Linked DNA regions of Homo sapiens: region 1 is linked to region 2. Evidence: read pairs that join two places in POLR2A ChIA-PET (ENCODE). Cell type or tissue: PC-9. All regions are shown on one strand. Each heading gives the region's core, and the rest is flanking DNA. Links, peaks and the distances in the headings are about the cores only.

Region 1 (5,378 bases), core at 199-5,198, 130 kb before region 2:
AACATGAGAAGAACACTTTTGCTTTTTAGAATTTTTAGCTCGGTTAATTGTTAAAGCATATTTTATAAGTCTATTTCTAGACTTGAAGTCGTGTTAAATTTTCTGTTAAAAGTAGAAATATGTACTTAGAATCATGGCGCATCAGTTTGACTTTAAGCTACTATTCTGTACGCTCTGGAACATACATTAAAATTCCAACTTTGGCGCTAAAAATGCTGAATTTCCATTAGGAAATGCACTTTACCCTAATTCTCCTTACACATCAATAGTGATCATATCTTCCAGAATCTGCTCTGCAGCCTTTTCCGGAGACTGTAGGTTATAACAACTCATTTCCATTATAACTGACATATCCACAGTTACTGACTCTTCAATCAGCCGGAGGCATTTTATAAGACATATGACATCCCGAGCGATGTCCACATCTACAAATAAGAGAAAGTTAACATTTATGTCTTAAGCCAATGACAATCTATTGATTGATATTACATTAAAATGTTAATAATTAAATGACAAGAAATCTATCTGAGGTCTCAGAGATGCTTTGGTCTCTTAAGTGTTCATTAAAATATTTGTGGTGTGGTAAAGTGACCAAGACAGGTGTGGCAATCGATATTTTTTGTATCCATGTGAAACGAAGCATAGGGTTTATATAGGAAGGGGATTAAATATGGACATAACAATTACTATTACCATCAGATATGGTTGTCTCATCTTCTGTCAAAAGGTTCTCATAAGGCAGGAGATACAAATGATCCACTAAGGATGAGGGAATAAGGAAAGACAGGTACCCCTGGAAATACAAATTTTCCAGTTACATTTTTGTCAGTAAAATTTTAAAGGTATAAAATAATTGAGATGTGCATCTTATCATGAGGCAAACCCAAGTTGCAATACACTCTATAAAATAATAGGTGTAAGTCTTGGCTGGGCACAGTGGCTCACATCTGTGATCCCAGCAGTTTGGGAGGCTGAGGTGGGAGGATCACTTGAGCCAAGGAGTTCAAGACCAGCCTGGGCATCATGATGAAACCCCATCTCTAAAAAAAAAAAATTAGCCAAGTGTGGTGGCACACAGCTTTAATTCTAGCTGCTAGGGAGGCTGGGGTGGGAGGATCACCTGAGCCTGGGAGGTTGAAGCTGCAGTGAGCCTTAAGAGTGCCACTGGGCCGGGCGCAGTGGCTCACGCCTGTAATCCCAGCACTTTGGGAGGCTGAAGTGGGTGGATCACGAGGTCAGGGGATCGAGACCATCCTGGCTAACACGGTGAAACCCCGTCTCTACTAAAAATACAAAAAATTAGCCAGGTGTGGTGGCGGGCGCCTGTAGTCCCAGCTACTGGTGAGGCTGAGGCAGGAGAATGGCATAAACCCAGGAGGCAGAGGTTGCAGTGTGTTGAGATCGTGCCACTGCACTCCAGCCTGGGTGACAGAGCGAGACTCTGTCTCAAAAAAAAAAAAAAAAAAAAAAAAGAGTGCCACTGTACTGCAGCCTGGGTGACACAGCAAGACCCTGCCTCAAACAAACAAACAAACAAACAAACAAAAAAAAGAAACAAGCATAGTCTTCAAATAACATCATTCTCATGAAAGACAAAGAAACGCTGATAACAGTTTGAGGTTAAGCTAAAGAGACACAATAACTAAATACATATATTAGATTGGATCCTGGACTTTGGGAGGCCAAGGTGGGCGGATCACCTGAGCCCAGGAATTTGAGACCAGCCTGGTCACAACATGGCGAAACTCCGTCTCTATTAAAAATACAAAACTAGCCAGGTGTGGTGGCGCGTGCCTATAATCCCAGCTACTCTGGAGGATAGGCAGGAGAATCGCTTGAACTCAGTAGGCGGAGGTTGCAGTGAGCCGAGATTGCACCACTGGACTCTAGCCTGGGCGACAGAGCAAGACTGTCTCAAAAAAAAAAAAAAGATTGGATCCTGGATCAGGAAAAAAAATTATGGGCACAATTGGCAAAATCTGAATATAAACTATATATATATATATGTTATATTTGGCAAAATTTGAATATAAGCTGTATAATATTATGTCAATATCAAATAACCTGATTTTTAAATTGGGCTGTGGTTATTTAATATCTGTGTTCTTAGATACATGCTGAAATATTTAAGGATATTTAAGGATAAAGGAGCATGATATCTACAACTAACTTCTCAGTAGTTCAGGAAAAACTGTTTAGAGAAAGAAGAAAAGCATATGGAAGTTAACAAATGATGAATCCAGATGAAGGGTATACAGGAATTCTTTGTGCTATTCTTGTAACTCTTACCTTAAGTTGGAAATTACTTCAATATAAAAAGTAAATAGGCCGGGTGTGGTGGCCCACGCCTGTAATCCCAACACTTTGGGAGGCTGAGGCGGGTGAATCACCTAAGGACAGGAGTTCAAGACCCACCTGACCAATATGATGAAACCCCACCTCTACTAAAAATACAAAAATTAGCCGGGTGTGATGGTGTACACCTGTAGTCCCAGGTACTCAGGAGAATTGCTTGAATCCCAGAGGCGGAGGTTGCAGTGAGCTGAGATCACACCACTGCACTCCAGCCTGGGTGACAGAGCAAGACTCCAACTCAAAAAAAGAGAAAAAAAGAAAAAGAAATAAATACAATAAAATACAAAAAAAGTATAGAGAATAACACAGAAAACTATTTAAATGAATGAATCACAATTTTAGGGGAAAAAATACAAATGCAAAGTCCTAAATGCTAACCGCAACATTCACCAGACTAACATTCGGCAAGAGCCACTGAACTTTTTGTTTTCTGAAGGCATTTTGTTATAACAGCCACTGAACTGTCTCAAGAAGGTCTTCTCTATGCTTTAGCTCACTTACTTTTTTCAGCAGGCACACCATGTTTGTGTGTGGATTCAAATGTAGGGCAAGAGGGTGAGAGAGGGCTTCTTGATACTGAAGACAACAGGCATAGAACTTGCACCAGAATTCTTGTTGTAAATTTCGAAACTCCTCCTGGGAGAATTCATACTCTGTTACACTTCCTTGAAGCTGGCAAAGAAGAAATGAAAGAAATTAAACTTTTGATGCCATTCAGGATCTTTGTCCACAAAAAACATAATTGTCCAATATCATTATACTAAGCTACAGCCAAATGAATATTCCTTACGTATTAAAGGCCATAGACTATGCAAATGTGTATCTGATTCTCTAGTTAAAAGGTTTAAACATTTATATGTTCCAACAAACAAGGTCAAGTGAAGAATTCCAGTAATTCCTCGGTCAGTACCAATCTGCCCTATATCAAGATGGAAGGAATTCTTATTCTTTCTCTACCCAAGCCTCACCTCATTTTCAACAGCTAAAGTAACTTCTTTCTTCAGTTCACTCCAGGAAAGATCCAAATTCCTCTCAGTTCCTCGGCAGAAAATCTAACATTAAAAGACATTTTAGACTTCTATATAATAGCCAAAACTGAATGGAAAACGTTTCAGTTTAGAAGACATAGAGGCAATATAAAACTATATAATAGAGATTTGGCATACCTGGAACACACATCACCCAAGAGAAAGTTAAGAAACTGGGTGTATTTAGTCTGGAGAAAGGTGACCTGGAAAGATTCTTAAAATACTTGAAGGGTTGATTTATAGAAGAGAGGCTTCCTTTTCAATGACACAGTTTGGGAATAATAACTCCCACAAGAGGTAGTGACAAAGTGGTCAGTGGAGGTAGAGACAATTAAAGGCTGAATAACTATCACAAAAGCCTCAGAAGGCATTTCTGTTTTATGTGGGAGGTCAGTCTAAAATATTCTAATATAATTTTCAATTATATGAGTTATTGTATTTTAAATCCATCCATGAAGCTAAGTAGTAATTTAAAGAAGCCTATGCAAGCTGGGTGTGGTGGCTCATGCCTATAATCCCAGCACTTTGGGAGGCTGAGGCGGGTGGATCATTTGAGGCCAGGAGTTCGAGACAAGCTTGGCCAATATGGCAAAACCTTGTCTCTACTAAAAACTACAAAAATTAGCCGGGTGTGGTGGCATGCGTCTGTAGTCCCAGCTACTTGGGAGGCTGAGGCAGGAGAATCACTTGAACCCAGGAGGCAGAGGTTGCAGTGAGCCAAGATCGTGCCACCGCACTCCAGCCTGGGCAACAGAGCGAGACCCTGCCTCAAAGGGAAAAAAAAAAAAAAAGTCTATGTAACTTTTTGTTGTTGTTTTAATAGAGATGGGAATCTTGCCATGTTACCCAGGCTGGTCTTGAACTCCTGAGCTCAAGCAATCCACCCCCTTGGCCTCCCAAAGTGCTGAGATTACAGGTGTGAGCCACTGCACCCAGCCAGAAGCCTTTGTAACCTTAAAAAATCCTTTCAGTTTTTTTTTTTTTTTTTAAGATAGGGTGTCACTCTGTTTCCCAGGCTGGAATGCAGTGGCATGATCAAGGCTCACCATACCCTTTACCTCCTGGGCTAAAGCAGTCCTCCAACCTAGGGCTCCTGAGTAGCTGGGACCACAGGTGCATGCCACCACACCTGGCTATTTTTCTATTATTATTATTTTTTTTAGAGATGGGGTCTCCCTCTGTTGCCCAGGCTGCTCTCAAACTCCTGGGCTCAAGTGATCTTCCCTCTTCAGCCTCCCAAAATTTTGGGATTACAGGTGTGAGTCACTACCGTTGGCCAAAGAATCCTTTTGTAAAGCACTGGGCTTCTCTTATACAATGAATTTGAAGCCAAAAACTTTTTTTTTTTTTTTTTTTGAGACAGAGTCTCACTCTGCCGCCAGTTTGGAGTGCAGTGGCGCAATCTTGGCTCACTGCAACCTCTGCCTCCCGGGTTCAAGAGATTAATTCTTCTGCCTCAGCCTCCCGAGTAGCTGGGACTATAGGCGTGTGCCACCACGCCCGGCTAATTTTTGTATTTTTAGTAGAGACGGGGTTTCACCATGTTGGCCAGGATGGTCTCGATCTCTTGACCCCGTGATCCATCTGCCTCAGCCTCCCGAAGTGCTGGGATTACAGGCGTGAGCCACCACGCCCGGCCTAGAGTTTTCTTGAATCTGAACCAAGTCAGACCTTCACTGTCCTAATAAAAAGGTTAAAACAGTATAACCAAAACTAAACAAAAAACCACTTTAAGTTTCTCTCAAGTACAGAGATTCTATACAGTGCAGTATGGTATCTTTTTACAGTACTGTAGGTAGAGGTTTCTCTTTCTAACTCTGGCATGTGTCACTGATTACTGGGAAAGTGGTCCCCCCTCCAACCTCTCCACCATGAATACTGTATTTAATGGAAAGAACATTAAAAAAATTATAAAAGTATTTACAAACACACATATGTATGAATACAGAAGTACATTCAGTGTTTAATATATGCAAAAACTTAATAGTAATTATA
Region 2 (5,378 bases), core at 312-5,311:
GGCGATTTCCGTGTCTAGGACTGAAGCCTCCCTACTTTTGGAGCTGCCTGGCTTTGTTTGGAAAAGTCACCAGGAGGGCCTTTCTGAGAACTCAGGGCAAATCCCCGCCCATTGTCTTTGAGGACGAGGGTGGGGTCACCCCAATCTCGCAGTTGCAGCGGACTGCGCTAGGAGTTCTTTTTAGTGATGTGAATTGGGTGTCTTTTTAGCAGACCTTCACCCTTGGGGAGTCAGGGAGAAATAGTATTCCTGGAGGGAGATTCCAACTGGACAGTGGTTCCTCCCTAGGAGGTTACTGGAGATTAAATAATGGAGACTAAGATTCAATAATGGAGACTAAGAAGATACCGTGGGCCCTTGTGACTGCCTCCTCTGAGCCATCACGTTTTCATTCACTCCCTCACTCATTCCCTTGTGTCAGGAGCTCTGCTAGGCTTTGGGAAGGCACTGGTGAGTTACCCCCAGCTGAATCTTGGAGGAATTAAAAGGGCAGCACATTAGCCCAGAATAGAGCAGCTAGTAAGGATTGGAACTGACTGTTGAACCTGTGAAGCCACCTGGGGTCTTGATGTCATGGTAGTGCCCTCATGGAGGAAAAACATTTTCAGAAGAATAAAGGGCTCTGAATCATATTAATATTTGGATATTTTAAAATCAGAAAGATCAAGTGGGAGATAAGAGAAATTTACAGTTACAGACTGGAACCAGGGAATGCAGCCTAGAGAGGTGGTTGGCTGGTTATCTTTTGAATCTAAATTAAGTTCTCTTTTAAATTTGAATTTAAATGCCTTTAGGTGGGGGTTGAAAACTTCCTTGGTTCTCACCACTGTCTGTTGATTCACATACAGTATTTATTGGCCATCTGCCTAAAAAAAAATGGTGAATAAGTTGACATTCATTTCCATTCATTCCACATAGGTGTATGTACACACACACACACACAAACACACACACACATATAGTTGGTTGGTTGTTTTGTTTTGCTGGGGCTCAAGTGATTCTCCCACCTCGGACTCCCGAATAGCAGGATAGCAGGAACTACAAGCGTGTGCAACCATACTTGACTAATTTTTTTTTTTTGTGAGACAGAGTCTTACTCTGTCGGTCAGGCTGGAGTGCAGTGGCGCAGTCTTGGCTCACTGCAACCTCTGCCTCCTGGGTTCAAGCAATTCTCTTGCCTCGGCCTCCCAAGTAGCTGGGACTATAGGCGCATGCCACCACACCTGGCTAATTTTTGGATTGTTTGGTAGAGACAGGGTTTCACCATGTTGGCCAGGCTGAGGGTTTTTTTTTTTAAGTTTTTCATTTTTGGAGACGGAGTCTTGCTTTGTTGCCCACCCAGGCTGGAGTGCAGTGGCACAATTTTAGCTCACGGCAACCTCTACCTCCTGAGTTCAAGTGATTCTCCTGCTTCAGCCTCCTGAATAGCTGGGACTACTGGTATGTGCCATCACGCCCGACTAATTTTTGTATTTTTAGTAGAGACGGGGTTTCACCATGTTGGTCAGGCTGGTCTCCAACTCCTGACCTCAGGTGATCCGCCCGCCTCGGCCTCCCAAAGTGTTGGCATTACAGGCGTGAGCCACTGCTCCCGGCCTTTTTTTTTTTTAGTAGAGACAGATTTTCACTATCTTGCCCAGGCAGGTCTCAAACTCCTGAGCTCAAGTGGTTCTCCTGCCTTAGTCTTCTGAAGTGGTAGGATTAAAGATGTAAGCCACTGAACCCAGTCTTTTTTTTTTTTTTTTTTTTTTTTGAGACTGGGTCTCTCGCTCTGTGGCCTAGGCTGGAGTATAGTCATTATGATCAAGGCTTACTGTAGCCTCGACCTCCTGAGCTCGAGCAATCCTCATGCCTCAGCCTCCCGAGTAGCTGGGACTATAGGCAGACACCCCTACGCCTGGCTAATTTTTGTATTTTTTTATTTTGTAGAGACAGGGTCTCACTACGTTGCCCAGGTGGGTCTTCAACTCCTGAGCTGAAGCGATTTTCCCTCCTCAGCCCCAAAGTGCTGGAATAACAGGCAGTGAGCCACCCTGCCTGGCCCCCTATATGTATATTGAGAACTGCTATGTGCTGGCACTTTTCTAGGTCTTGGGAATACAGCAATGAAGAAAACAGACAACAATGGAACTTAAAATCCATTGTGGTTGGGGAGAGATCAATAGAGAAGATACATGCTAGATGGTGATAAGTGCTAAGGAGGAAAAGTGGGAAAGGGGTTAAAGAGTATTGGAGGAGGAGCAGTTAGAAGGGTTGGCCATTGTAGGCTTCACTGGGAAGATTAATATTTAGTAAATACCTGAATTAGGTGCGAGAGCTGGCCATGTGGCTGTCTGAGGCAAAAGCATTCTAAGCATAGAAAACAACAAATGTGGCGGCTAGGCGCGGTGGCTCACACCTGCAGCCCAGAACTTTGGGAGGTCGAGGTGGGTGGATCACCTGAGGTCAGGAGTTTGAGACCAGCCTGGCCAACATGGCGAAACCCCGTCTCTACCAAAAATACAAAAATTAGCCAGGCATGGTGGTGTATGCCTGTAATCCCAGCTACTGGGAGGCTGAGGCAGAATTGCTTGAACCTGGGAAGCAGAGGTTGCAGTGAGCCGAGATGGCACCACTGCACTCTATCCTGGGTGACAAAGTGAGATTGTGCCTTAAAAAAAGAGAGAGAGAGAAGGGAGGGAAAAGAAAACAACAAATGCAAAGGCCTTAAAGTGAGACCAGGTGTGTTAGAGGAACCCCATGGACATGCCACATACTATTCTAAGTTTTCTCACTCCTAGGAGGGAGATACTATTATTGTTCCCATTTACAGATGGGCAAATTGTGACCAGAGATGATAAGAAACTTGCTCCAGGTTGCATAAGAGGCAGAGGTAGCTGCTGAGGAAGGCAGAGTTTGTGCTCTTAAACACTAAGCTATTAAATCATTAAATAAATGATTTCATTAGCCTGGGTAGACCCAGGTACCAAAGATTTATACCTCCAGCTCCCAGTGAACTTTCCAAGCCCTTAAGGAAAACCCCGGGTGTGGTTGTAGGGGAGGGAGTGACTCAGGCCTTGGCTGGCTTCCTGCTGAGTCACTACTCCTGGGCCCAGGAGGGAGGCTCAATCCTCATCTCTTCGCAGTGGCAGGTTCCTGCCTTTTTGGGGGAAATGTCTGGCGCCAGGTCTTAACCGCACACCATCGGTGGATGAATTTGTCTGACTTTCCTAACAGCTTCGTTGTGAAATTGTGGGTGCGCTCCATTTCCTAATGTGACCCTTCAGCCAGCAAGAGGGAACTTTCTGCCCAGCCTAGCACTTCATTCTCCAAGGTGTCCTCGATGGACAGGTTCTGCCCCTTGACAGGCTGGCTGGCTTCCATCTCAGGTCAAACAGCTGTGTGCTTGGCACGCTCAAGACAAAGTTGAGCAAGATGCCAAGGGAGCCACACGCATTATCCTGGGCCTGGTGATGCTCACTCCAGACACATTCACAGATACAGCAAAGAAGAAATGGGTAAGGACTGTGATGTGGATGCCAAGTGCCATGCACCAAGTTGGTTAATACTTCAAACCAAGAGTCAGCCAGGCATGGTGGTGTGTGCCTGTAGTCCCAGCTACTTGGGAGGCTGAGGCAGGAGGATCACTTGAGCCCCGGAGGTAGATGCTGCAGTGAGCTTTGATTGTGCCACTGCACTCCAGCCTGGGTGACAGAGAGAGACTGTCTCTAAAAACAACAAACAGGCTGGGAGCGGTGGCTCACACCTGTAATCCTAGCACTTTGGGAGGCCGAGGCAGGTGGATCACCTGAGGTCAGGAGTTTGAGACCAGCCTGGCCCACATCATAAAACCCTGTCTCTAATAAAAATACAAAAAATTAGCCAGACTTGGTGTTGGGCGCCTGTAATCCCAGCTACTCGGGAGGCTGAGGCAGGAGAATCACTTGAACCTGGGAGGCGGAGGTTGCAGTGAGCCGAGATCGCTCCATTGCACTCCAGGCTGGGCAACAAGAGTGAAACTCCATCTCAGAAAACAAACAAACAAACAACCAGTGATTCATGAATAATAATAATAGTTAACATATAGTGAGTATTTAAAGTGTGCCAGGCAGTATTCTAAGCACGTAACATGTTTTATTTCATTTTTGTAAACCTCACAATAACTTGGAGGAACTTCCTATTTTATAGATAAGAAAACGGAGGCACAGAGACATCACAGCTAGGAAAGGGCACAGAGGACAGCAGGGACAAAATCCTGGAGTCAGGAAAGTCTGGGCTGGATTTAGGGAGCTGCAAGGAGCTGCTGTAAGTGGGTGGAGGAGGAGTTACAGTGAGAGATAAGGCTGGAGAGGACAGTAGGGCCAGAGTCAGAATTTGGACTGGAGTTCATGGCTGGTAGGGAGCCACTGAGGACTTTTGAACATGTCTTTCCTTGGTGCTTCTGAGTTGCATCTTTTTTTCTTTTTCTTTTTTTTGAGACGGAGTTTTGCTCTTGTTGCCCAGGCTGGAATGCGATGGCACGATCTTGGTTCACTGCAACCTCCACCTCCCGGGTTCAAGCAATTCTCCTACCTCAGCCTCTGGAGTAGATGAGGTTACAGGCGCTCACCACCACACCTGGTTAATTTTTGGTATTTTAAGTAGAGAACGGGGTTTCACCATGTTGGTCAGGCTGGTCTCCAACTCCTGACCTCAGGTGATCTGCCCGCCTTGGCCTCCCAAAGTGCTGGGATTACAGATGTGAGCCACCGAGCCTGGCCAGAGCTGCATCTTTGTTCATTTGGTTTAGCGCCACCTTGGAGAACAAAGAGTGAGGATTGAACAAAAACAGTAGAAAAAACTCAGGCTCTTTGTGTGATGAGGAGCCTGTCACTTGCTCACCCAGAATTTTCTGTATTTGTTGTGCTCCTGCTCTGGAATATCCTCTAGATAAGAAATGTATGTTCCCGGAAATGTTCCAACAGGTGTTTTCCACAGCTGGACCATCCTCTCCTTTCGAGCCATGCCCACCTACCCTGATTCAACTCACTTTTCCTGACTTTCACTCCTTGTTCCCCAACTCTAATGTGCACATTAGTTGTTTCTGGCTAGCTAGCATTTCCACTTCTGTAAAACTTCTCCTCATCCTTGTTACAAGATCTGGTGGCCAGGTGCCATGGCTTACTCCTGTAATCCTAGCACTTTGGGAGGCCAAGGGGGACGGATCACTTGAGCTCAGGAGTTTGAGACCAGCCTGGTCAGCATGGTGAAACCCCATCTCTACTAAAAATACAAAAAATTAGCCGGGCATGATGGTGCGCGCCTGTAATCCCAGCTACTTGGGAGGCTGAGGCAGAAGAATCACTTGAACTTGGGATGATTCAACCTGCGGATGTTGCAGTGAGCTGAGATCGGGCCAG

Evidence for each region. ChIA-PET counts read pairs that join two places held together with the same protein. Peaks named below come from ENCODE experiments on the same cell type or tissue, not always from the same donor. Only the 100,000 strongest peaks of a DNase experiment are listed, where the experiment ranks them.
Region 1: POLR2A ChIA-PET joins it to region 2 with 15 read pairs; 5 of 35 experiments call an interaction of 5 or more read pairs at or near these places.

Annotation. Positions count from the first base shown.
Region 1 is chr11:47,812,623-47,818,000 of GRCh38, forward strand. It overlaps NUP160 (nucleoporin 160), which reads right to left. Exons shown (of 36, transcript NM_015231.3): 12 at 3,324-3,407; 13 at 2,857-3,027; 14 at 694-793; 15 at 260-425. Among named protein-coding and RNA genes, the nearest start is that of NUP160, 33 kb to the right of the region's middle. RefSeq lists enhancers at 758-1,258, 1,259-1,759. In PC-9, for the core only: no CTCF peak of the experiment used is centred there; no DNase peak of the experiment used is centred there.
Region 2 is chr11:47,944,052-47,949,429 of GRCh38, forward strand. No RefSeq gene overlaps it. Among named protein-coding and RNA genes, the nearest start is that of PTPRJ, 34 kb to the right of the region's middle. RefSeq lists enhancers at 1-200, 2,466-3,665 and a silencer at 2,465-2,630. In PC-9, for the core only: no CTCF peak of the experiment used is centred there; a DNase peak (open chromatin) is centred at 3,180; H3K27ac peaks cover 2,944 bases.